Regions from separate parts of the Mus musculus genome. Here region 2 is linked to region 1. Evidence: chromatin loops called from intact Hi-C (ENCODE). Cell type or tissue: gastrocnemius. All regions are shown on one strand.

The links. Peaks named below come from ENCODE experiments on the same cell type or tissue, not always from the same donor. Only the 100,000 strongest peaks of a DNase experiment are listed, where the experiment ranks them.
Region 2: it touches region 1 in a loop (3-fold over the local background); 18 of 42 quality-filtered maps call a loop at or near these places.

What each region holds. Positions count from the first base shown.
Region 1 is chr16:95,344,582-95,347,081 of GRCm38, forward strand. No RefSeq gene overlaps it. Among named protein-coding and RNA genes, the nearest start is that of Gm31641, 86 kb to the left of the region's middle. In gastrocnemius, a CTCF peak has its summit at 1,493 (motif pointing left); a DNase peak (open chromatin) is centred at 1,499; H3K27ac peaks cover 421 bases.
Region 2 is chr16:94,786,934-94,789,433 of GRCm38, forward strand. The region is part of intron 3 of Kcnj6 (potassium inwardly-rectifying channel, subfamily J, member 6); the gene reads right to left. Among named protein-coding and RNA genes, the nearest start is that of Gm41507, 63 kb to the left of the region's middle. In gastrocnemius, a CTCF peak has its summit at 1,435 (motif pointing right); a DNase peak (open chromatin) is centred at 1,439.

The DNA.
Region 1 (2,500 bases):
TAAGGGGGAGGGGAGAGAAGAGGGGAGGGAGGGAGGGAAGGGGGAGGGGGAGAGAAGAGGGGAGGGAGGGAGGGAGGGAAGGGGGAGAGGGAGAGAAGAGAGGAGGGAGGGAGGGAGGGAGGGAAGGGGGAGGGGAGAGAAGAGGGGAAGGAGGGAGGAAAGGGAATGGGGAGACAAGAGGGAAAGAAGAGGTGATGGAGGGAGGGAAGGAGAGGTTATACAGATTAATTTTCAATATTTGTTTCATCATTGGTGTCGTGGTTTTGTTTGTGTGCTCGTTTGTGTTGATGTTTGTGTTGAGAGACAGGGTCTCCGGTAGTCCAGGCTGCCCTTCCAGTTTTCTACGTAGCTAAAGATGATCTTAGCTTCTGATCTTCCTGAGTGCTAGCACCTCAGCGGTGCTCCATCATGCCAGGTGTATGCAGCTATGGGAAAAGAAAACAGTCTTCGACCACACTAGGGAAACACTCTACCAACTGAGCCACGCCCCCAGCCCCTGTATGATCTTTGTTTAGAGCAAGGAAGCTTGGGGGCAGAAACAAAATAAAGGAAGTCCACAAGGGCGTCATCCGCCTCCTCTTGGGATTAAGCAGGAAGGCTTCTCAGGTGCTTCTCCCTTACTCCACAAACCAAGAACGCGAGGCGGAGGGAGGAGAGAAAGGGGGAGAGAAGGGAGAGCTCTGAGGTGAACAAGGCCTAGGATGACCTCAGTGAGCAACGTGGCCTTTGAGCTCGGGAATGTGGGGCCTTTGGTTGGCTGTGACAGAGGAGGGGACTCAAGAGGTCTTCAACAGCAATTGACAGCATTTTGCCTACACTGACCTAAGAGGCCCCAAATCAGGATGCTTCTTTGTCCTGGGGATTGTGGGCACAGGTTGGAGCCACCGAAAATTTACCTTTCCCTGGTGCTGGGGCAGGGGAAGCAAGACAGACAGGACAGGTCGTGGGAGCCCTAGGGTATGCTTGGCCAGGGAGAAAGCAGAGTTCCTGGACAATAATCTGTAGATGTGGATTCTAAAGTCCTGGACTGATGGGCCTGGTATCTGAAACAGGCCCTGCTTAGTAAGCAGCAGGTAGCCTTGAGACCATCCAGGTCTCCTTGCTCCCATGCTCTGATGCTTAGGGGGTTTCTGAAAGCACCCAAGGACAGCTACACCCTGCTGGCACATGTGGAGAGCCTGTGATCCAGGATTTCCCATCTCCTGTGATACAATGCCCAACTTGTGGAGATGATATTATAAAGTGATTTTTAAGAAAATTAATTTTTTTAAAGTCCTAATGATTCTATTTTGAGACAATGAGCTATGCCCCACTGACCTGTAGCTGGGCTTCTTTGTAAACACCCACACAACAAACACATCTGAGAATCTTAGGGTGTTCCATGAAGCTATTACAAGTAGCTTCTAAATTACCCAACGAAGACATGCCAAACTGTAAAGCTACCAAAAGTAAGCTGGTTAGTGGCTCAGCTGCAGTGGCAGGTACATGAAACTCTACCGCCACCTAGTGGTCACACAGGATTTATCCCATTCCAGGACTTGCCACCTGCAGAGAGCAGGGTCTCCCCTCCCCCCATCCCCGTGCGCGCCCCCCCCCCCCGGCCCCCGGGCTGGATCCCTCTAGGTCATACATACACAAAGGCCATCTTTACAAACCTTGGCAATATGTCACAGAGGGTATGCCAGTAAAATGTGCTTAGCAACAGAACAGACCATTAATATCTTTTATACTTGTGTTTCATTTTAAAAAGGAGAGAAAGGGGCACCACAGCAACCCTGGTTCTTCTGTAGAGGGCCTAGGGCAAGGTAATCATAAGGAAGGAAGGAGTGTGAATTCCAGTCCTCTCTCCAAGGCAGCAAGTGAAGTTAGGCTTCAAAGAAATGGCAGGATTTACTGCTCTCTCTCTCTCTCTCTCTCTCTCTCTCTCTCTCTCACACACACACACACACACACACACACACTCTCACACACACACACTCACTCTCTCACACACACTCTCTCTCCACATATATACACAGACACACACATCACAAACACACACATCACAAACACACACCACATACACAGATACACTTACACAGACATACAGACATACACACCACATATAGACACACACACACACACCACACACAGAGACATACACTCACACACATAGATACCGATGCACACACAGACACACACACATACCACATACACAGATACACATACCAGACACACAGACACACACACCACACACAGAGGCACACCACACACACACACACCATGCACACAGAGAGACACAGATACAGACACACACATACCACATACACAGACACACATACCACACACACATACTACACACACAGACACACACACACACCACACAGAGACACACACACACCATGCACACAGAGAGACACAGATACACAAACACACACATACACACACACCACATAAAGACACAAACACACAACAGATGCATAGACATACATAGCAGACACACACACACTGACACATACAT
Region 2 (2,500 bases), 560 kb before region 1:
TGGCCTCCTCCAGTCCCGCTTCTGCTTCTTCATGAGGAGTGGCTCCGTGGGTCTTTGCTTCAGGAGCTTTAGACTGCTTGTTAAATCCGATTGGCTCACCCCACACACTGGGCACTGGGCTGGCTACACACAGTGCCAGGTCGGGACCCTGACACAGGAGGCAGATGAGTGTGTCTGATAACCTTAGAGGTGTCTTTAGAGCAGGAAGGGAGGGACTCACGGGTTTCAATTACACAGGGACACTCTTACAAAAGATGGGCTGGGCTTTGAAGAATGAGGAGTTTATTAGGTAGAGCAGGAAAAGGCTAGGGAAGAGGTTCTCTGTGGTACGTGGGACACCTGAAGAGGCCTTGAGAAAACTCAGGGGATCTCCCCTGTCCTGCAGGGCTCATCTGGCTGCTTTCACAGTGTGACTTGCAGTCTGTGGCTCCCCTTAAAGTTACAGCTTCCCCACCCCATGTCATATACCCCCCCTCTGACTGGAGGTCATAGGGGCAGTAGAAACAGGTTACTCTGAGGTATGGGTCTGGGGAGAACCTGCCCACTCCTGTTCACCCCTGGAATGACTTTCATCATGTCCCTCATCCCACTTAAGCTTAGCCCATAACTCAGAGGGGACCCCTGAGCCCCCACAAACCAAGACCCAAGACGCTGGTCAGCCATAGCTCACATACCAACACAGAATACATGCAGAATCACTCTAGTTCCTTCTGGGCACCTTCACAGTGACCCTCTCAGAGCGGAAGCTGTGTCCTTTTCAGGAAATCCTGCTGGATTAGTACTTAGCCCAGATAGTCCTCTTTGCCTGCCTGCCTGCCTGCCTTCCTTCCTTCCTTCCTTCCTTCCTTCCTTCCTTCCTTCCTTCCTTCCTTCCTTGCTTCCTTCCTTCTTTATTCCCCCATCTTCCTTCCTCCCTTCTTCCCTCCATCTCTCCTTCCTCCTCTCTCTCTTTCGAGCTCATGTGCATGTGTTTGCACATGCGTGTGAGCGTGTATGTGTGTGTGTGCTCACACGTGCGTGCCTGCACAAGATGTTATCATATTTCCTGAAGCTGGAGATTCATGCATTTGTGAGCTGCTTGCTGTGGGAGCTGGGAACTGAACTCCTGGCCCTTTGAAAGAGCAGCAAGTGCACCGTCCTTCGCACGGCTCCATAAGTGCCTCCTGGGCTGGGGCTAGGAGCTACAAACTGGGCTGTAATTTTAAAGTATTTTCCCAGCATCTGAAGTCGCTTGAGAGTCGCTTTGAAGTAATGGCCGCTGAAAACCCGAAGTCTTTCCTTGCATCTGGAGTTTCATAGGTGGTGGCTACATTTCAGAGATGTGACAACTCCAGCGGAGAAGGAATGTTGGGCCTGTTGTGTGGGTGACAGCTTTTGCTCTTAACCGCTCTACCTCTGCGCTCCAGAGGCGGCTGTGTGGCCGCTGCGCCGCCAGGTGGCGCTGGCGCTTGCGCATCTTCATCCTTGGTCTGAGGCTCCAGGTATCCGCTGCTGGAAATTGGAAATTCGGAATTGGGAATTGGAAAGCCTAGGGTCTCAGGCTTCCTGGGCCTCTGAATCTCTGGGAAGGGTGGTTGTGGTGTCTATGGCTTCAGGGGTGCGCTGACATCCCCCCTCCCCAAGTCCTTCCCTGGATACAGTCAGTTTTTCCTTGCTTATGTAGAATTTTCCAGTCTCAGAAGAAGCTGGGTGGCCGTAAGGAGCTGAAGTCTAGATTCTGAAGATTCTCTTTAGAAACTTTTGGACTGTTTTGCCAGAAACAGTGACCCCCACAAGCTCACCCCTCATGACCTCCCCTTTCAGGATTGGAAGTCTGTCGGTTCCCCTGACTTCCAAAGGTATATTTCTAGAATCATCTTCAAGGTGAACGCCTGTGTCTTCAGAAGGCAGTGAAGGAACCTGCTGGGAAAGTTTCTAGCTGTGGCTTGGCACCGCTCTCCTCACAGGAGGTCCCAACCACACTGCTTCACCGGGGGCTCCTGCCAGTTTTCCGGGAATGCAGAATCTCGCCTTCACTGGCTGAGTCAGAGCCAGCGTTTCAGCTAGACTCACAGATGACTTGGGGGCTCTGTGCAGTTACTGAAGTGCTGTAGAGGACCACTTTGGGTCTGTAGTGTAGGGCAGTGACCCCTGGGCTAAGACTAAGAGAAAGCTCAGGAGCCCTTCCAGAAGGTTCTGGAACCACAAAGATCAAATGCTTACTTAGGTAAAGTGGTGCTGAGCTAGTGACAGAGTTCCTGCACTTTGTTCACTATGGAGCTCTGCAGCTAGACGCTGCCAGGCTGCTGTTATGTACTGTTGCATGAAGAATGAAAGTGGGCAGAAAGTCCTAATACCCTGTGAGGTTCCACAGAGAATCCAGGAGGGCATGGGGGTTGTATAGGGTACCCAGAAGCCAGGCTCAGTTTGTGGATGCTGGTACCTTGGCACAAGGGTATGCAAGACAGACTTTATTCACCTTTAAACTGTGCCCCAGGCCAGCATGTAGAAAGGGTAGTGA